Linked DNA regions of Mus musculus: region 1 is linked to region 2. The links are chromatin loops, found by intact Hi-C in ENCODE. Cell type or tissue: heart. All regions are shown on one strand. Links, peaks and the distances in the headings refer to the core of each region. The heading gives the core; the rest is flanking DNA. Region 1 overlaps Mad1l1 (MAD1 mitotic arrest deficient 1-like 1). Region 2 holds the start of Elfn1 (leucine rich repeat and fibronectin type III, extracellular 1).

The links. Peaks named below come from ENCODE experiments on the same cell type or tissue, not always from the same donor. Only the 100,000 strongest peaks of a DNase experiment are listed, where the experiment ranks them.
Region 1: a loop joins it to region 2, with 5 times the contacts of the local background. A loop is called at or near these places in 14 of 42 quality-filtered maps.

The regions. Positions count from the first base shown.
Region 1 is chr5:140,134,459-140,145,325 of GRCm38, forward strand. It overlaps Mad1l1 (MAD1 mitotic arrest deficient 1-like 1), which reads right to left. Exons shown (of 18, transcript NM_010752.3): 12 at 9,462-9,602. Among named protein-coding and RNA genes, the nearest start is that of Gm30492, 44 kb to the left of the region's middle. In heart, for the core only: CTCF peaks have their summits at 1,867 and 5,954 (motif pointing left); DNase peaks (open chromatin) are centred at 5,943 and 7,073.
Region 2 is chr5:139,901,192-139,912,058 of GRCm38, forward strand. It overlaps Elfn1 (leucine rich repeat and fibronectin type III, extracellular 1), which reads left to right and starts at 6,675. Exons shown (of 2, transcript NM_001384186.1): 1 at 6,675-7,622. In heart, for the core only: a CTCF peak has its summit at 6,279; DNase peaks (open chromatin) are centred at 7,800 and 9,220; H3K4me3 peaks cover 3,308 bases; H3K27ac peaks cover 824 bases; H3K27me3 peaks cover 7,609 bases.

The DNA of each region.
Region 1 (10,867 bases), core at 1,831-9,830, 230 kb after region 2:
GGCTCAGCAGAGAAAGCACTTTTCCTGTGACCGAGAATCTGAGCTTAAATCCCAAAAGTCCATGTAAAAGCTAGACACGCATGGTAGCACACATCTGTAAATCCCATGCTCCTGTGTTGAGAAAGAAGGCAGAGACAGTAGACTCTCTGAAAGCTCTCTGGACAGCTAGCTGGGTTTACACAGGAATGCAAGCCCCTGCCTCAGAAAAGTAGAAGGCAAAGATTGACACCTTCGGCTGTCCACTGACATCAGCACGCATGCACACATGCACATTTGAGCACATGCAGACACAGGGACACACACACACACAGACACACACTCTTACTTCAGCGCCTTTGGCTGTAGCCTTGGCCATAGAAGGATGGTAAGTGGGCTGGAGAGATGGCTCAGAGCACTGACTGCTCTTCCAGAGGTCCTGAGTTCAATTCCCAGCAACCACATGGTGGCTCACAACCATCTGTAATGGGATCTGATGCCCTCTTCTGGTATGTCTGAATACAGCTATAGTGTACTTATGTGCATAAAATAAATTTTTTTTTAAATTTAAATAAATAAGAAGGGTGGTAAGTGGGCTGGTGAGATGGCTCAGAGGTTAAGAGCGCCGACTGCTCTTCCAAAGGTCCTGAGTTCAAATCCCAGCAACCACATGGTGGCTCACAACCATCCATAACGAAATCTGATGCCCTCTTCTGGTGTGTCTGAAGACAGCTACAGTGTACTTACATATAATAAATAAATAAATAAATAAATAAATAAATAAAGAAAGAAAGAAAGAAAGAAAGAAAGAAGGGTGGTAAGTGACAACCTGCGCTGTATGACCACCACATCTATAGATAAAAGGGGGGCTGGCTTCCACTGCAGCTCCACCAGCCCCCATCCACACCTGCAGCAGGAGAGTCCCCGGAAGACCACTGGGAAACACTCACTCCAGAAGGGTCTCATCTCTTGGATCAGCCAAGCATGGTTAGCAATAGTACTGTTGTAGAAAGATGTTGGGAGAACAAGACATCTCAGTCACCACATCCTCATCTAGAAAGCAGGGCCCCTCTGAGGTCCTGGTGTAAAAGAGATGGTTGGCCATGATCATCATACTGTTCTCAGAAGGGACTATCTGCAGCTTGAGCACAGAGCCTCCAGAAAATGCTGCCTCAGCCACAAAAGTTAGACAGTGGAGGTGATGGACCAGGCCTCACTGGGAGATACAATACAGAGCTGAAGGCGGAGGATGAGGTATAATGCCCAGCAGTGGGAGATGGGCAGTGCAGGGGTCCACATTACTGGAACCTAGACTGAGGAATTATCTCATGGCATGACAGTAAGTGTCCTGCCCTTTGCGGTGACATCAGGGCCCATATGCTCCTGCTTTCTCCCAAGACTTCTAAAGAGGGACCAGCAGCCTTTATGCAGGAAAACAGCAGCATGGCACCTCAGTCCACCAGCTGTCCCTCATCTGCCCACAGCCATCAGCTAACACAGGCAGTCACCTCTCATCCCTCTGTTCACATGGCACCAGCTATCTGCCCTGCCCAAGATACTACTACCACAAAGGACACAGAGCCTGGCTTTGAGGCTACGCACAGGGACGACAGGCTGGCAGCCTGCTCCAGAAATGGTACCAAAAGCAGTCCCCGCTCAGGCTCTGGCAAGGCAGACAACAGCATGAGGACAGCACAGATGTCCTTGGTCTCAGGTGTGGCCAAGGTGGCAGGTGGGCTAGTGCACATTTGCTACTCCAGCCAACCCCTGGAGATGTGTGTGTTCAGACAGAAGCCCTGGACGTGTGCCACCTGTGACATTACATCCAGCACAGAAGCCTCTGCAGGGCTATTTTTATCCTGAAGTGAGAAGTGGCAGCCTGATGATCTAGCACCCCTGCAGGCACACAGACAGCTCGGAGTAAGCAGGAAAACCTGCAGGTAGAGACAGGCTGGGACAGACCATCCCAAGCAGGGGCTTGGTGTACGTTTTGCAATACCATGGCACAGTATGGCCTTGGCTGGGAAAACCCAGAGAGTAGGCCATCGGCCTCACTTGGACCCAAGCAGACAGGGGTCCACCCAAGGTCACATTAACTGAAGAGGCTGGGTCTTAAGTGCTAGGCTTTCCCTTGGGGTGTGAGTATAGACATGGATGCAAGAGCTTCTGGGGGCTATAGAACAAGCCAGCCCCTGAGCAGGCAGCCAGCATGCTTAGCCATTCAAAGCTGCAAACTGAGGTATGGGCTATGGGGGTGGAAAGCATCATAGGCAGGAGTGGGCTCTGCTGGAGTAGAGAAGACAAATGACCCCAGCCTGCTCCATCACACTCTTCAGGGTTAGTGACTCCACAGAGACCACTTAACTAGAAACAGGAGGTTCCCAGCTCTAGCCCATAGCCAGTGGCAGAGGATCCTGGCCTATAAGTGTCCCCACTAATCCCGCAGGGATGCTGACAGAGCTCAGATCTGGGAACTGCGGCTGTGGGTAATCAACCTTCCGGCATGCGGCCAGGATCCCAATGGCTGCCTATCACCTAGGTGACCTCCACAAAGGCTGATCTTAACCTCTGACCTCACCTCTTAGGGTACTTGTCTTCCATCTATGTAATGGGCCCAGTGAGCTGGAACTATAGTGCAGTGCAGAGCAATTACCTGGCATATGCATCCTCCAATCGCTCCCTGCATCCTCCTGCATCTACCTCTCTCAACTCTCTGGAGCTTCTGTCCTGTGTCTCTCCCACAGTGTAGTCTTCTCACTGGAGAGCAGCACGCCAGCGTGTTTGGGAAGAAGTCTTCATGTAGCTGGTCGTGCTGTAATCTGTTTTAATTAAATATGCTGGAAACACAACTCAGGTGACTCGTGGCATCCAAGTGCCACACACTTGTATTTATGGCTCTATCGACAGAGGACTCGTGACATCTGCTTCCAACCTCCGCAGCCGCTTTATTAAATGGAATAAATAAAATCCGGGCAAAATGGCAGCAGCCCCACTGGAGATAGGCTACTGGGAGTCTCCAGCTCTCCATTTCTAGTTTGTTTTGCTGAAAATGATTTTGCTGGAATCAAAGCATGCCCCATGCTGGAACTGATGACGGATGTTAGCCTGGGCCAGGGCTGTGCCGAGAGGAGGACGGCAGTGGCTGCCTGCCTGCCTGCCCAAGGCAGCCCTGAGGCTGGCACACCTGCCTTCCCACACAACGAGCATTCCCTCCTTGGTCAACCATGGGAAAGCTACACCCAGTGCACAGGAATCCATGGAAGTGCCTGTTGACCCCAGAGAAAACAGGAGCTTGGGGTGAGGGTGGGTAAAGAAAGGCAACTGAGAAAAGCCATCAGAAAGAAAAAGAGACCAGAGGGTAAAGCGCCTGCTGCACAGGAATGAAGACCTGAGTTCCCAGCCCCAGTGCCCATGGAGAAGGCCAAGTTTGGCAATGCACATCTTAAATCACAGTGTGGGGAGGTGGGGCGAGAAGAACCCCATGAGCTCACTGGCCAGCCAATCTAGCCAAATCTAAGCTCCGGGTTATGGTGAGAAGAAAGCCCCAATGTCCACTTGACCGCCAAATGTATGAGTACTGGCATGTATACCTATGCATGCACATGACAACACACAGAAAGAGAGGACAGGCAAAGAGAAGGGAAGACTAGGGGCAGAAGTAGAAAGGAAAAAGGTTAAGGGGTGGAGAGACAAAGAAAGCAGAGAGATGGTGCCACACACCCAGGAGAAACCTTGAATCAGCACATGTCCAGCAGTGTTCTTCCTCTTTCCTAGGAACCCTCCTTCTTGGCCTGTTTCCTAAGCGGGGATTTGCAGTCAGACCCTACACTGGCTCACACCTCTTCACCTTCTCAACTCAGATCTGAACAACACAGGCAATGTGGGGGCTCCCTCTCCATTTCTTGCTATGTAACTTCCCTGGAAGAACCACTTGCCTCCCAGGCCTGAGCGATGCTTACCCAGCTGTAAGGCACTAAGGGACCTTTAAGAAAGGAGTTCCACGAAGTTATGTAACTTTTTACTGTGTCAATACAAGCAGCTCAGCTAATAAACTCCCGACAAGACTTTTAAAGCTCTCTAGGTATGAGCCATTTGCAAGCATCTGGTATATGAACTTCACTATCCAGGAAGGCAATGGAAAGCTACCATCTGTAGCTGTAGCTCCGCCACCTACAGCAGGACCAGTGGCTGGCCCCTTGGCCTAGGAACACACCTGTGGCAAGACAAAGGCCCAACCTTCTCTCAGCCACTCTCTGGGCATTCAGTACCCAGGAGGTGCTAAGCCCTCTATGGGTGTATTTCTCAGACCCCTGGGCAATGAGTGAGGTCTCTAGAATGTACCTACCGGGGATGGCAACATGCTCATGAGTGAAAAAAACAAGAGATGGGAAGGTTTGCCTGGGACCACTCACCACTTAGCCCTGTGCCCAGGAACCTGGAGAGATTCTCACTAAGGCTGTGCTGGCTGCAGGATGTGTCTACAAGCCGGGCACTCAGAAGTGGCAGGTGATGCGTGCCATCTTGACTAACAGAGTAGCCTTAGATGGGTAGAGTGTACCTGCTGGACCTCAGAATGAGATAGAACCAAGCTGTGGCTGTCTTGGCCCAGTAGTGCTCTCCTCAAAAGGGTAGGGGCTGGAGATGACAGCAAGGCCATAGGTCTTCATGTGAAGTACACAGTTGTTGGAGTTTGGTCTGTTGTTTGTTTGTTTGTTTGTTTATTTATTTGGTTTTTCGAGACAGGGTTTCTCTATATATCCCTGGCTGTCCTGGAACTCACTTTGTAGACCAGGCTGGCCTCGAACTCAGAAATCCGCCTGCCTCTACCTCACGAGTGCTGGGATTAAAGGCGTGTGCCACCATGCCCGGCGTTTGGTCTGTTGTTTTGTACTGTAATGAGAAACTCTGTACCCAAAGGTCTAGGCCTACGAGGATATTCTCATGTTTACAAGCTTTTGCTGTGCAAACCTTGTTCCTTGATTTAAAACAATTGGTTAAATAAGATTGGCTATGGACAATTACTGGAGGAACTTCTAGTAGGTAGGTTTGGAGTTCCCTTGTTGGGGGTGGAGAAGAGAGAGGTGTGAGAAGAGGCCAGGAGGAAAAGGAAGAAGAATAAGAGGAGAAGAGGAAGCCACCATAAGAGGAGATGGGGCCATGGCGTAGTCAGGAGAAACAGCAAGTATCTGGGGTATCCCACTAGAGAGGTAGCCAGGCCAGCAGTTAGAAGAGTAAATTAGGGTGACCCCCAGTAACTGTCAAAGCCAAATAAAATAACCATAGTCCGAGTCTCATTTATTCATAAGCTAGCTGGAGATAAGCTTAAAGTGGTTGTACAACATTCAGGGGCTGGTGATGACCAGGGTCTGGGCTTTAAACAGCAAGCTGTATGGCTTCTGTAGGAACAGCTTCCTGGCTCACTGTGGCAGGGATCTTTCCTACCAGTCATCCTCATAAGTCACCTTAAATCCCCAGAACTGACTCAGGACATACCCCTCCTGACTCACCAAGGCCCCAGGAGCCCACATCTGCCTGTCCAGAGGCAACTTCTTCTTCCTTTGGCCTATGTATAGCTTGCCTTCTACGACAAAGTAAGACTGTTTGCCCATCTCCCTTCTCACTAAATGGAGACTCACAGGAAACCCAGCTGTACACTGGACTCTACAGAGCAGGTAACAGAATGGAAAGGAGTCGTGCTGAGGGAGGGAGTAACCTCCTAAATCCAAGCTCCAAGATAGCTGGGAAGTCGAAAGCCAAGGCCAGCCTTGGCCAAAGCTAAGGTCCTTCCAAACTCCCTCCACAACAGACCACTCAGCTGTGGGACTCTCACACCTGCCTGCTCCTTGCCTCTGATCAATATGTGCCCAGGTCCCCATTATTCCCTCCTCCAGGCCATCCTTTCCTGCATCTGACCTAACCCCCACCAGGCCAGTGGTGAGGCCCAGAAAGCAGTGAGCCTGTCTGCTGCCACCTGGTGGAGGCAGAAGGTGTATGGTTCCCCACTCCAGTGAATTAGGACCCCCTGGTTGGCTTCCTCCTCTAGACTGCTAAATCCAGCTACTATTCCATCCTCAAAGGGCTGGATCTGCCAGACCTTGTGCTCCTCAAGGGCCCTACAGTATGAGGAGGACTCTAGTGGGGACAGGGAATTCTGTGATTGACTGGGCACAACTGTCTCTCAGTGACTCCTGTGAAAATGCGGCAAGTGTCTGAATACATGGCCACTCTAGACAGCAAAGGTTGCATACCCAGCATAAATAGCAGAGCCACAGGCTGAGGAGAAAAGCCACTAGGGCTCTGCTCACAGGAGCCTAACTCACCACAGCCATGATACCAGCACACCTAGGCCCAAAGGAGGAAGGTCACTGAGGGCCAGCCTGCTTCAAGAGGCCAGAGTGCCCATGCATAGGAGGACCAACTGTAACAGGAATCTCCAAGGTGTGTATGTTGGGGAGGGGGGCTCCTCACCCTCCCTCATCTGGACTAAACTGATGAACACTCACAGTGACGATGACTATGAAATAGCAAGAGCACCTTGCTCCACCCAGCTGAGCCTCCAACTGGCTTTCCCATAACCCTGGGACACAAAACAGGAGGAAGAACCTGCCAACCTTACATCCTGCAGGGAAAGGTAGGGTGCTTGACATATACCCATGAGCAGGGTGACAGCGAGATGCTGACAGGGAGCATATATCTGCTGGAGCTGAATCCTGACAACACTGGTCACTTGACACAAAACATTGGCTGTGCCCTGACGATCATCTTCCTAAGGACCTATGTGGAATGCATATGGCAGCACAGATGAGATCTCTCAGTGAGAAAATACCAGGGAGCTGCAAGGTGTCAGAGAGCAGACCCACAAATCTCTCCTCGTTGGCGTTTCTCATGGAGCTAAATGTGCTGTAATAAAACAACTATTAACACACTTACATTGATGATGGCACAGCTCACTAGAACCCCAGTTAACCTTTCAGATGAGGCTGGAGAGCTGGGTTGTGGCAGCTCACAGCAGCCCCAGTGGATTGCACTCCTGGCTACTGGCCACCTGTGAGACATTGGAACAAGTGTGCAGCCAGAGAGTGGAGTGGGGAGATAAGCGCAGGACCCAGGCAGGTTCCACAACTCGTGTGACTTGCTTTATTCTGCCAAGAGTGTCAGTGAGGGATTCTCCTCCGTGCAGGGACAGCATAGGCCCAATGTGCCTGGTGAGAATCTCATGGGCAGAAAGAACAAGCAGCCAGCCTGGATTGTGGCCTCTTCATATGGCACAGCCTTGCCACAAGCCATCGCCAGAGCTGAAGCTCAGCAGCTCCCACTCTAGTCATGCCCCAGTCTTGCCCCAGTGAGACCTATAGCTGTCCTCTGAGCTGTGAATCCAAAGGTGCTTCCTGACTTTCCCAGATAGGTTACAGCAGTGTCATGCATTTCTGATTGCTTCCTCATGGGATCCCACACCTAAAATGCTACTGCACTTTGTAGTTATCATGGGTTTGATTTATATATTTACTTGTTTGTTTGTTTGTTTGTTTGTTTTTCAATAACTAAGAATTTAATATAAGAACTCATAAAAGTTAGTAAGTGCTCTACCACTGAGCCACACTTCCAGCCCCTCACTGGGGGACTCTAGGCAGGTGATCTACCACTGAGTCACACCCCTGCCCCTAGTTAAGCTGTATCCTCCACCTTCTTTTTACTTAGGACAGACATTAAGTTGCTCAGACTAGCCTTAAACTCACTCTATAGCCCAGGGTGTACTGAACTTTGCATCTTCATGCCTCAGCCTCCCCATTCCCTGGTGGACTACAGGCCTGTGCCACCAGGCTAGCTCACAGCTGTCTACTAAACATCCCCCTCACCAAAGGCTCTGTTGCTAGCCTAGGAAAGGGCCCTGCTCAGTGTGGACTCCAGTGCTCTCTGGAAAGAACATATAGCCATGCTGTCACCCTGGCTGTTCCTTTAGACACTTCTCCAAGTGGACAACCAAGAGCACTAGCTGGGTGAGGGTCGAGTTGTCTGCACAGAATGACTGGCCCTCGCAGCACCTCTCTGGCAGTCTGCATCACACCAAGGTCAAGGACAAGCCAAATAGATGTGACAATCAAAACCAAAAAAGCTGATGGCACAGAGTGTGACAAAGGCCTTGCCTAGGATGCTCTGCAGGTTGGCCATGCTACAGGGCAGTCCTATGTTTGTACATAGGTGCCTGGAGGCTTAGGTTCAGTCCTGGGTCTTCGGGTTTCAGTTTTCTTGTCACTGAAATGCGGACAATGACAATCCTGCTTCTTTTTTTTTTCTTTTTTTTTAACAGCAATAATATTAGTTATTTTATCAACCATAAGGCCTTATAGTTTTCTGATTTTATGTTTATATATTTATTATCGTTGACTGACAAAGAGTGAATTCTGAGTCTTGTGTGTGCCAGTTCTTTTTTTTTTTTCCATTTTTTATTAGGTATTTAGCTCATTTACATTTCCAATGCTATACCAAAAGTCCCCCACACCCACCCACCCCCACTCCCCTACCCACCCACTCCCCCTTTTTGGCCCTGGCGTTCCCCTGTACTGGGGCATATAAAGTTTGCATGTCCAATGGGCCTCTCTTTCCAGTGATGGCCGACTAGACCATCTTTTGATACATATGCAGCTAGAGTCAAGAGCTCCAGGGTACTGGTTAGTTCATAATGTTGTTCCACCTATAGGGTTGCAGATCCCTTTAGCTCCTTGGGTACTTTCTCTAGCTCCTCCATTGGAGCTAGAGAAAGTACCCAAGGAGCTAAAGGGATCGACAATCCTGCTTCTAAGGTCACAGCCAGAGTCAAGCTGAGAGATACAACTGGAAAGTGGGTAAAGAGCAGCGCAGGCGGCATCTGGGGATGTGGCTGTGTGGTTCTCCTGACAGGCAGGCTCTCACCTCATCTTGTACGGTCACGCAGCCTCTCCAGAGAATTAAGCAAACCTCTATCTCTGCTGGAGGGAGAGCAGCATTTAGCATGCAGGAGCTCTGCCCTGGTACAAGCCAGCCGGGAAGGAGAGACCAAGTGCAGTCCACACTGAGAGTTACTCTCTTCTTTAAAGTGGAACATTTTCTCTACCTTCACTCCACAAAGCTACATGAGACTTCACAGGGGGCTCACAATACTGCAGATGACAGAGAGAACAAGAAGCCACAAACTGCTTGGAAAACACTGTGCCATCCTCTAGACAGGAACACCACAGGAACCTGCAGCAAGAGGAAGCAGGCTGCCGCAGGGACCACATGGTTACACAGCACAGACTGTCTTCAAGGCACCTGGCAACAACCTGGCAGAAGCCTTGCCTTGCCTTGAAGTGCCTTGACACCCACCTCTGCTGGCTGGGGTTGCCTGGAACCCTCTAACCACCAAGTGCTATATAAGAAGTAAAGTAGAGCACATACCAAAATAACCCCCTTGGCTGCCCTCCTCCCACACACACCATAGCCTCCACTTGCCCATGGCACACACCTACCTCCATCTCCGAGCTGTGGGCATGTACCTTCTGAACCATGTCCTCGGCCTCCCACAGGCGCTGTGTCAGCTGGGTTGAGTACTCAGTTTGGGTCAGCTCACTGTCGTAGGATCCCAGGATGGCACGCATGCCATCTCTCTCCTATAGACAAGATGGTCAGGTCAGGGTGGGGACAGTGTGTGAGGTGGCTTGGAAGCATCAGAGATGTGAGCTTTAGAGTCCCTGCACATGCTCAAAAAGCTCAGGACTCTGGCATGCTTCCATCTGCCAGAGGTGCATACCTCCAGAGAGCCTGCACCAGAGGTCTAGGCCTGCAGAGCTCCAGACTCAGTTTTACTGGGTGAGTGAGCCCTGCCAACAGTACTCACTTCAACCATGCCAGGGAAGACACCAACTTGGTGTGAGTTCTGACGAGTGCCACCCAGAGCAAGAACACAAAGCTGGGGGCTAAGGCCCAACCCTTCCTGAGCAGACTCAGAATCCTTGACCCTGTCCTAATGCCTGGACACTGAGGCTCCAGAAACAGCTGTGGCTTCAGCGAGCACCTCACATCCACAGCGAATCACAGACGTAGGAGGCCACCAGCCTATCCAGCCATATTCCACACAGAGTATGAGTGACAGCTGGAGTTGTGGCTAACGCTCCTCAGCTAGTCTGTGCACACTAGAGATCCTAAGGTTGACAGCCTGAACCAGAAAGCTAGCAGTGGAGAGATGCTGCAGAGACTGGGACCAAGTTCTCTAAGATGTTAGAGAGGGGTCACAGGAGCTGAAGAGGAACGCCTTCCACCCTGCCAGCAAGGGGCCCTGTAGACATGCAACCTGCCCTGTGTGGGGAGCCAAGATGCTGTGAGGGCCACATATAGGGTACAGCATTGTTAGGGAGACTATCTTCCCCAGGGGTGCTCACTGCATTCTCTTTGCCCATGTTTCTTAAGTATGTCAAAAAACAAACAAACAAACAAAAAAACAAAACAAAAGAAAAACCTACAGGGCCATTAGGCTCCTTTAGACATAGATATTACTCCTAGGGAAAGGAGACCCAGCCCCAAAATCCCAGGCACAGGCTGGCGACTCCCCTCGACCTGATGTCACCTTCTGAGAGTTCCATGGAGTGCACAAGCGAGGGTGGCAAATCCTCCTTGGAAGTCCAGGCGTGTCAGGAACCAGCCTCGCCTTGGGGAAAGTGAGCGGCTCTTCATCCCGCAGGTGTGGGCAAGCCCAGCTCTGGCCTCTAACTGGATCCTGAAGTACATGTGCTGACGAGCTGATGAGCTGGGTGCCTTCTGCTTAAGCTTTGCCCATTCATGTAGCCATCAGTGAAGATGCTGGGGACAGCACAGCTCAGGAAGAAAGGGACAGTTCCAACTCCAGCTCTGCTCTGAAGCCAGCTATCTAGTCACCCCA
Region 2 (10,867 bases), core at 1,297-9,296:
CGTTCGATCCCCAAGAACTCAAGTCAAATGGTTGGATGTGGTGGCATGAATTTAGAAGCCTATAGCTGGCTAGGCAGCTAGCACACATGGCCATTAAGAGACTCTTCTCAGAAAATAAAATGGGTTGGATGTGGTGGACTACATCTTTAACCCCAACACTTGGATTTTTGTGAGTTCTGTGAGTTCGAGGCTAGCCTGGTTTATATAGAGAGTTTCAGAATAGTCAGGACTACACAGTGAGACCCTGACTGAAAACAAACAAACAAACAAACAAGACAAAACTGAGTAACACCTGAGAAACAATGTCCAAGGCTGATCTCTGTCCTACACACACACACACACACACACACACACACACACACACACACATTTTAAAATAGGGCTAGGAGCCCGGAGAGCAGATTCGTGTTAAAAGCACTTGTTGCTCTCGTATTGGACTCAGTTTCAGTGCCTAGGGATTACATGAGGCTCCCAACTGTGTATACCTCCAGTTCCAGAGGATCTGATGCTCTCTCTCTTCTGACTGCCATGGGCACAAGGCACACATGTGGTGGGTAGACATACATGCAGGCAACACACACACACATCTAAAAAAAAACTAGCAAAAGCATTGACCTAGACATAAAAGCTGAAACTGTAAAAGCTTGATGGCCGGGCGCAAGCTCTGTCAGTGAAGGGCCTTGTAAGCATGAGGGTCCAGTGTGTTCCTAGCACCCATGTCAAAAAGCCGGGTGTGGGAGTGGGAGCTTGAAATCCCAGCACTAAGGAGGTGGAGACAGGAGCATCGTTGGTATTCACTGCTGGCCAGCCTAGCCAACTGGGCAAGCACTGGCTAGTGAGAGACTCTTTTGAAAATGAAGGTTGTTGGGTTCTAAGGGATAATATTGATGTTGACCTTTGGCCTACACACACACACACACACACACACACACACACACAGAGCTACACACATACACAGAAGTACAAGAAATACACCCACACATATGCATATCTAAACACATATATGCACACATACACACAGATGTACACACATAAATATACACATACACACAGACACACATATGCACACATACACAAATATATGCACAGATACACATATGTACACACACAGTTGTACACGCATACATATATACAAAGACACAAACACATACACACATATACCCACACACACACCTATATACACATGAAACACACACATGGATACACACACATACACGTATATACATACATGTGCATATACACATAGACACACATACACACATGTATATATACATACACACATGTTTAAACACACATGCATACATATATACATATGTACACTTACAACCTTAAAGAAGAACTTAAGAGCAAATATTTATTTTTAAGCAAAGGGTGCTCAAATGTGTCACCAAGAACTCAAGAAATTAAGAGAAATATGGACTTCATTAAAATTCTCTGTGCTGCAGACAGCTCTCATGAAGACAAACAACCCACAGGGACAGAGAAGACACTTGCAAGTGATACGCCTAATGAGAGACTTGTGTCTAAACTATGTAAAGAACTCTGACAACTCAATAATAAGAAGATAAATATCCTGATTTTAAAATGGGAGAAAATATGAATATTCATTTATCCAAAGAAAATATGTAAATTTCCCACACTCGCACCAACAACTTCTCAGCATCAATAGCCATTGGGGGAAATGCAAATCGTGGCCATAGTGAGACAGCATTTTACATCCTCCAGGATGGTCATCATCGGAAATGACAAGGTAAGGCGCGGGGAATGCTGGGCCCCTCTGGGAAAGGTTGCAGGTTCTTCAGAAGGTTGAACTCGGTGTCCTGCGATGCGCCATCTCAAGGGCTTGGTATCTATACAGAGGAAATGAGGCCGTATGGCCACACAGAAGCCACTCAAATACTTTTCATTTGACATGAATGAGTGTGGTTCACCCATGGACTAGAGTACTCAGCAATGAAAAAGAATGGCCTCCTCCTACTTGTATTTGAACCTCAAAACCCATGATGGTCAGTAAAACAAGCCAGTCACAGGGGACCACACTGCAAAGGATTCCGTTCACAGAAAGGACCCAGAACAGTTAGATCCACTGAATTAAAAAACTGGTGGGTGAGGTTAATAACAATTGTATGGAATTTCCTTTTCAAGTGGTGCAATGTCCTGGAATTTCATGGCGGTATGATCACACAATGCTATGTATGGTGTGTGTGTGTGTGTGTGTGTGTGTGTGTGTGTGTGTGTGTGTAGATCAGATGACAACTTTCTGGAGTTTGTTCTCTGCTTGCACTGTAGGTCTTGAGGCTCAGACCCAGGTCATCAGGCATGGGAGCAGGCATGTTTATCAGCCGAGCTGTCTCCCCAGCACCTCAAGTTGAATACATTAAACGATGTCTCCATATAGGAATTGTGAGCACCCTGTGGACTTTGGGAAGTGGGGCAGGAAGGCTCCTCCTCCCCCATAACCATAAAGATGGGGAGAGAGAACCAACAGCTGAGGGGGTCTTCATTTTCATTTTTATTGTATGATGACAGGAAAAGTCCATGTAACAGTCAAATGTTTAGAGCCACCCAGGGACATGAGTTCCGTGTGTGTGTGTGTGTGTGTGTGTGTGTGTGTGTGTGTGACATTGTTGATGTGGTCATCAGGGTGGAGGTTACCATGCATGTACACATTGTCAGAACTTACAGTACTAGAGCCAGTCAACCAGTAAGGAAGTTCGCTGCCATACTTGACTACCTGAGTTTGATCTTCCCCACTACACTCGGTGGAAGTAACAACAACAACAACAACAACAACAACAGCTCCTGCAAGTTGTCCTCTGACCTTGACATGTCACCATGGCAGGTGCCCCCTTCCCCATAAATAAATAAATGAATTAATATAATCTATACAAGAAACAGATCTTAGCACTGGGATCACAGCTGATCATAGAAGAAGGCAGCTTGCTGTCCATATAAATAAATATGACTTTTTCTTTTTGAGACAAGGTTTCATTGTGTCACCCTGGTTGGCCTCAATCTTCCTAGGTAGACCAGGATAGAACTCATAGAGATCCGCCTGCCTCTGCCTCCCAAGTGCTGGGATTAAAGATTTGCACAGCACACCTGGTTGAAGAATAATTTTAAAAGTAAATTCCTGTTCCTCCGTCCAACCGACACGAACTAACTAGAGAAGTAATCCCTGAACAGAGCAAACATCAGTGTCCTTTCCTGCCTGCCTTTTGTAAACAGATGCAAAACAATCATGGACTGGATAAACTGCTTTGGTCCTTGCTATTTTTCCTCCTTTAAAGAAAGTCTTGAACCTGGGCCTGCTGGCACAGGCAGGTCCGGCCAGCTACTCCAGAGAGTAAATAAGGAGGATTGCAGTCTGGGTTTCAGAGTGAGTTTGAAGCCTGCACAGCAAACTTAGTGAGACCTTGTGTTAAAATAAAAAGTAAAAAGTAGCTAAGGGAGCCCCTGCCTAGAATCCCCCAGGGAGGGGCTGGGGGCGTGGCTCAGTGGTAGAGCCCCTGCCTAGAATCCCCCAGTGAGGGGCTGGGGGCATGGCTCAGTGGTGGAGCCCCTGCCTAGAATCCCCCAGTGAGGGGCTGGGGGCGTGGCTCAGTGGAGTCCCTGCCTAGAATCCCCCACTGAAGGGCTCAGCAAACATGTTTGTCTAGCACCGTGGTTCTCAACCTGTGAGTCACGACCCCTTTGGGGATAGAATGACCTTTTCACAGTGGTCCCCTAAGACCATTGGAAAACACAGATATTTACCTTACAGTTTGTAACAGCAGCAAGATTACATTTATGAAGTAGCAACAAAAATAACTTTATGGTCAGGGATCACCAGAGCATGAGGAACTATATTAAAGGGTTGCAGCATTAGGAAGGCTGAGAACCGCTGGCTTAGCACATGCAAGGTCTTGGCTTTTGTCTTCAGCACAAGAAAATACACGGGTAAGTAAGAGGGGAGCCTCAGAGCTGGGTTCAGAGCATCCAATCTCTGTCTCCTGGCCACACAGCTCTGCTGACTGTGCTGCGAAGCATCTCAGCCCTCCCTCATCTGTGGGTATTTAGGACACTTCCAATCTGCTGTTGCCACACACAGTGCCTCAGCAAACAACCTTGCACGGAGTCATATATCACTTTTCATTCGTGACAAGCATCTAGAGGACACATTCCTAGAAGAACATGCCAGGCACAAGGGTGTGTGGCTTCTCGGAATATGGACATTCTCACAAGAGTTCCCAGAGTGTCTACTATGGCCTCAGAGTAGCTGTGAAACCTGCTACCCTTTGGGGGTGAAACATCATGTTGAGCTGTCCCTGGCATTCCTGTGGTGATGTCTCATTTGTCAAGAAACCCTTTCCCCCATTCCTTTTCTGTTAGTTATCTCTGTCCACTTTTGGTGTCCTTGTCAATTTTTTTCTTATTGGGTTGTAAGAGCTCTTTATATATGAGGAAACTGACCCTCGTGTTTCTTTTGTGGCTTTGGGCTCTTCTGGGGGTTGTGGATGGAACTGTGAAGTTCTGGGTATCAGAGGGATGGACACCAATTTTTTCTCTAGGCATTTTTATTTTTGTAGTGTGTAGAAATGCTTTTCCATATTCCAGCTTTCTGCAGAAGTAAGATCTCAGTGGATAGAAAGTTATCTCGACCTGCTGGTTGGGCCTCTGGTCAGCCTGCAGAAATCATGTGGGCAGCTCTAGCTTGGGGTCCCATGTGTGCCCAATTGGAGAGGGCCCACCCCTCTCAGACTGTTCTAGGCCCCTTCACCCTCAACTCAGGAAAGACAGCTGTCATGGCTGCATCTGGCCCAGTCTATAGGCAACCTTGTCAAGGAGGCCTGTGTATGTTGCATGTGTGTGTGTTGTGAGTAGATGTATATGCAGGAACCTTGTTTGGGAGCAAATAATAATAATAATAATAATAATAATAATAATAAAGCCAAGGGTAAGCTGGGCCTGCTGGTACATGCCTATAGTTCTGGCACTCAGGGGTCTAAAGCTAGACACTGGAGTCCCAGGCTGGCCTGAGCTACAGAGTAAGAAGACAAGAGGAGGAGGGAGAGGGGAGGCAGATGTAAAAGAGAAAAGGGGGAGGAGGTGGCAAAGAGGTAAAAGAGAGGGAGGGCTTTCTTCTCTTTGTTGGGACCCTGTCAGATAGACCCCAGGATAGACATCTTTGCCTTTCTGGAATGATGTTTGCAGTCGCACACCACTACAGAAACCCAGGTATGGACCGGGGGTTTGTGCAACCCTGGAGCAGGCTGGGGTGCCTTGGCGACTGAAGCCCTACTCTATAACTTCTTGGTAAGGTTCCTGGTTGTGGGGAGGGGGGAGGCGTGGGCGTCGGCAAAGATGTGTGTGAACTTCTGCCAGAACTTCATGTTCTTCATGAGGGTGGGCTAAGGGGTGAATTATGGGGTGTGCCCGTTAGGTGTGAACCTGCTCTGCAAACGTGTGGGTGCAACATACATAGTGTCCACCCTGGGTCATGTACACATGCCTGCTAGTGACATGGCTCAGGAGAATGGGAGAGGAAGGGAGGAATGGGGGCGGGGCGGGAGATGAGAGAACCAGGAGAAAGCTCTGGCCTCATCCCCGTGGCTCTGGCCAGGGGTTAGCTTGTGGCCTTCCCAGCTTGAGGGGTGCCTGGCTTGTTTTTTGTTTTTTGTTTTTTTGAAGGGCCCGGCAAAAGCTACCCTAAAAGCAGGCTTTGGAGCCTTCAGTCCCGGCTGGATTCTCTTGAGGTCTGAGCAAGGGTAGACCCACAGCTCTGTCCTTGACCACCATGCTCTGTGTCTAAGAATCCACCGGAAAGACGATAGAGCCTCCTCTACCCTCAGTCCCTAACTGGAATCTCACTCCTCAGGGTTCCAAAGGAAAAATGGGGCTGGGGAAAGCCTAGGATCGGCCAAGTGTGGGCTGCCTGCCGGTGCTGCAGGCTGGATCTAGTCGAGTCGCAGGACAGGCCACAGGACCCGAGCTCGGGAAGCTCCTGGTCCTCTGGCCGCGCTACTCCAAGGTTCAGGCTATTCCCATGCTGGTCCCTGGTGGTCTGGCAACCCAAGGGACAAGTCCCCGCCCCCAGCCTCTCCTCGCCCCTTACTATGTATACTTGGCTGCACTCTGCGGCTCCAGTCCCCTTCGTTGGCATTGTGTCCCGAAGCCTGGCTCTTGAGAGTGCTCCAGCTCGGAGGAGGCGTCCAAAAAGGGTTGCACCCACTCTGCCCAAAGGGGGGTCCTTCAGCTCCGCAAGCGCACGGAGGCTCGAAAGCTGTGCGCAAGGCCTTAGCCCGGCGAGGGCGCTCTTGAACTTGATTTTGATTTTCAACCCAAGGCCAAAGCTACCGCCTGGGGAAGGGGCGCGGTAGGGAATGGGATACCAGCGGGCTCAGTCAGTGTTCCTGGAACCATGGGGGTGGGGGGTGGGGGTGGGTGGGAGGGTGGACAGCCCCAGAGGGATGACTTGGATCCCCGGAAAGCACACATTAACTCCCCCCCCCCACACACACAGAGGCTAGTGGGAGGGGAATCCACTACTCGGAACCTTCCGGGAATGGGAAGGTGCCAGGCTGATCTCACGCCTCCCGGCCTCTCAGCCCAAGGGGGTGGTGACATACAATGCAGAGAGGAGGGACTGTGAAGGGGGTCGGTGACCTTAGGAGAGAGCAAGTCCCTGGTGGGAAGAGAGAATGTTGCATCTCGGAGGGCCTGACAACCTTGTACCATCTCTGATTCTCCCCTCCCCGCCGCCCGCCCCGTGAAACAATCGTCCCTGCGGGTGGAGCTGTGACACGCGCGCTTACATAGGGTCTGACTTCGGGGTCAACTTCTACATGGCTTCCTGCGGGTGCGTGTGTGTGCACAGGCGTGACTGTACGCGCGTGCACATCTCTGCCTCTCGTACCCACCTCCCATCGCCACGAAGGGTCCCAACCCCATGACACTCGGGGACTTGGGCTCCACGGCTCTTAGCTCAGTGGCCTGGGACGCGGGCAGGGGACGCAGGCAAAGCCAGGAAAAGGAGGCGAGGCTGTGTTGCGGCGTCCTGAGATGTCCCCCCGGCTCCAGCCAACTTCCCCTCAGGGAGCCTTGATCCCCTCCCGGGGCAACCTATGGACGTGCAGCGGCCCCCGCCCCTGCTCCGGTCCCCTCCCCGCGCGGCTCCCACGTCCGACCTGCCTCGCGCTCACAAAATGAACCACCGCCTCGCGTCGCCGCGGCCGCTGCCGCCGCGCCCGCTCCCGAGCTCGAGAGCCGGAGCCGCCCGGCCCCTTCGGCGTCGCCGGCGCCGCGGCCGCCCCGCCTGCCCGGCCGGTCCGGGGCTGCTCCGATCGCGCGGTCCCCGGCTCTTGACGCAGTGAGCGCCGCAGCCCGGCTCCCGCAGGCTCCTCTCCGCTCCCGGCGAGAGGCCGATCCTCAAGCCCGGCGGGCTCCGGGAGGGGCGGGCAACGCGGGAGGGGGAGGAGGTCTGTCTGGAGCCAGCAAGAACCCCGAGGAGGAAGAGGAGGAGGAAGCAGGGGCAGCCGCCGCCGCCGCCGCCACCGCCACCGCGGCGCTCCGGGGACTTCGGCGCGCGTGCTCTGCTAGCCGGTGATCGAGCCTTCAACCCTGGGGGCCACAACCCCGTTCAGGTAGGAAGGGGTGTGCAGCGAGTGGTGGTCCCCTCTGCCGCAGACGTGGGGTCCACAGGTCCCCGCCCCTGGAGGGGGAGGGGCAGGAAGGATACGCTCTCGCCGGCTTCCCGGGTGGCGCGGGAGTCCCCAACGGCTCCCGCAGCCCTGGTTGCCCCTATCGCCTCAGTCCCCCTCGCCGTGTCCTGGCCGTCCGCACCTGGACCGAGTCCCCTCTTCACCCGGGGGGTTTCAGATGCAGCGCGTTTAGTCTGAGGCTCCAGGGCGCCCTCCACTCAGCCGCCTTCCCAAAACCCGAAGTTCTCGATCGCCGATCTCTGGCTGGACAAACTTCCCTCCCGACTCCGCCGATCGGAGCGCCTGGGCTTGGGTCCCCTGCCCCCACCTCGGATTAGGAAGCACCACCGAGGACCCGAAACTTTGCTGAGCGTGCTGCCTAGGCCGTGGTGGGGTCGGTCTGCTGTAGGGTGCATGGGACGGCCTTAGTGCCCCAAGTTGGCCCAGAAGCTGCCCCCCCCCAGTCCGAATACCTCCACTCGTAGTTCAAAGAGGAGAAAAAGTGGGTGGTGGGACCTCGCCTTCGTTCTGCACACTGGTCTCCAGGCGCTGGAGCCGTGGGGAGGGTAATGTAAGACCCGCACCCCCACCCCAGCCGGGTGCCGGGGCTCTGTCCAGCTCCCTGGAAGGAACTGGCTTCTAGTTATTAACAGGCGCCTTTGACAAGAGCCTGTAGGGACTGGGAAAACCACTGGCTGCGAGGTGCTTCCAGACCCCAGCCAGAGACTGACCCTCCTCAGTTTTCATGGGTCCCATTCCGTCGCCTGCCCTCCCCTTTTCTTCTACTCATTCCCCTCAGACTTTGAGGTGTCACCTCCCACTCCCCTAACTTTTTCTCTTCCCAGATAAGCCTGCTCTGAACTGTGACTACCTGGGGTCATGAGCCCAGGTCGATGTCTCAACATCCAAACATCCTTTCTGCACCCCCATCCCACCCCCATACACACAAGGGGATGGGAGTGAAATCTCCCGGGCCAGCCTGCTAGGCATGAACGGGATCATCCCCAGCCAGTTTCGAGTCCTTGCGACCCATCGCCCACGCATGACACATTCACCAGCAGCTGCCTAGGGGCTGTGGTGAGCAGACAAGCTCTCTCTATGGAGAGCTTGCGAAGATCCCAGAAGGGTTTGGAGGTGAAGTGCTCTGTTCCCTGTGAGGGAAGAAGCCAGTGTCTTCTTGCCCCACCCCCCAGTGTCTCCTTCCTACACCCTGAGGTATCTGGAGGATTCCGTGCCCTCTCTCCACCTCACCCCAAGGCTCAGGTCAGAGTCTGAGTGGTCACTAGTATTTGGGGAACAGGGGGAGTTGGGCACTTCTTCCTGTCTGGGATAGAAGGTTGCAGAAGCCACTCTCCGAACAGCTGGGAGAATCTTTGTCCCAAGGGTGCTGGGGCCCCGCCCCCTTCGGGTTCTTTGCTTCCGAGCCCGCTTCAGCAACCTCAGAGTGTGGAGAGCTGAGGTGGCGCATCTTTTCCGCTTCTCTGGGTCTGGGGAGAGCAGGGGGCGTGGAACACAGTGATGGGTCCCTGACAGATGTCCTCGCGTGGCGGCGCCGGCGTCTCTGTGATAGAATTAATGGCTTACAAGCAAACGGCCCGATCTGTCCGGCTCGGGGGAGGGGCGGCCCCAAGGGACTCCCGGATTTTGGTTACAACCAGCTGAGCAGCTGGAAGATTGGGGGATGTGACCTGGAGGGTCTGAATGACCCTCTACTAGTCAACCCTAATTTTCGGTCTTGCCACCCCGACAACTGGGTACTCCAACATTGGATGTCCTGGGGACCCTTCCACCGGAAGAACTACCGGTGTTTTCCCTCTTGGAAAACCTCCTAGAACCTTCCACCCCCTCCTGCAGACAGCTGACCCTGGGAAGCCACAAACTTACCTTGAGGGTGGGGTTGTACTGGTCAAGGGCGCTCTGGGAACCTGGACCTCGGTTTGCTTATTCTTTGTGGAAGGGGTCAGAGGAGCAAAATCCAGACTAGTGAACCTAGGGGGACTGTACTACCACAATGCTTAGTACACAAACCACGGTAATCCCAGATCTCAGATGATTACCAGACCTGTAGCAATGGTAGGGGAACCAGGCCAAGGGGAAACCTAGAGATATGGGGAGTCAGACCCCTGCCTTTGAGTTTGCTTTCAGAGACTGATGGTAGGGGCTGCTGGCCCCTCTTATTCCCTGTCCCCACCCTTACACAGAACTGACCAGACTCAGAATAGGAGAGTACAGGCATAATCTTGTCCCTGGAGATCAGCTGCTTGGGACCTCTTTTAGATACAACTGGGAGGGAAGAGTGTCTTATACCTCCCACCCTAGGTCCATGAGCCATGGCCTAGAACATTGAAGCTAGCAGTATTTATCCATGTAATACCTTTGTCCTGGACCCTAGCCATGTCAGGAGGCCAGGTTGGGGAAACTACATACATCTCCTGCTCTCTAGGGTCTCACCTGACCCTACCTGGTCTTTGACCATGTTGGCTGTCCCTTCCTGGGAACCCCACTCAGTAAGCACTAGGAGGACACATAGTCTTCAGTTTCCAAGTTCAGCCAGTGCGTGAAGGCCTGGCACGGGGAAGGTAGCTAAGAGCCCACTACCCACTTTCAGTTCCTATAGGTGCCCAGGCCAGGAGGGAGCCCAGCCCTGCTACCCCCCTTCCCCCAGAGCAGGACCAGTCCATACATAGGACTGGTTGGTGCTATTGGCGTTCATTCACTTTCCTTCTTCGGTCCCCACACACTATAGGATTTATCTTGATTTGCTCTGCCTCTGAATTGAGTCAACTCTTTTGTATGCTCGGTGAATTGCCCAGCTGCTGGCGAAGAGCGGAGGAGCGGGGAGAGAGCGTGCCGGGGGTACTGAGGCCGGGAATCAGGAGCGGGCGGGGGACAGGAAATGGGGAGGGGGCGCCGCGTGGGGAAGAGATGGGCCGTGTGGGGAGACTGGATCTGCCAGAGGCACCAGTGGGGCTGCGAACAGAATTTATCGAGGACGCTGTCAGAGTCGTACTGTCCAGAGTAAGGAGTCCACAGAGCTCCAGGGCTTGGGTTTTCTTGGGCCCCATGGCCTGAGGCAAGCCTCTCCTGACTCGGTTTCTCTCCTGGGGCTTCCTCACAGGCAGCCGCACATCAGGAATGGTTGGCTAAGCTGGAGGGGTGCTGGAGAACCAGCCCTTCAAGTCCTGGCA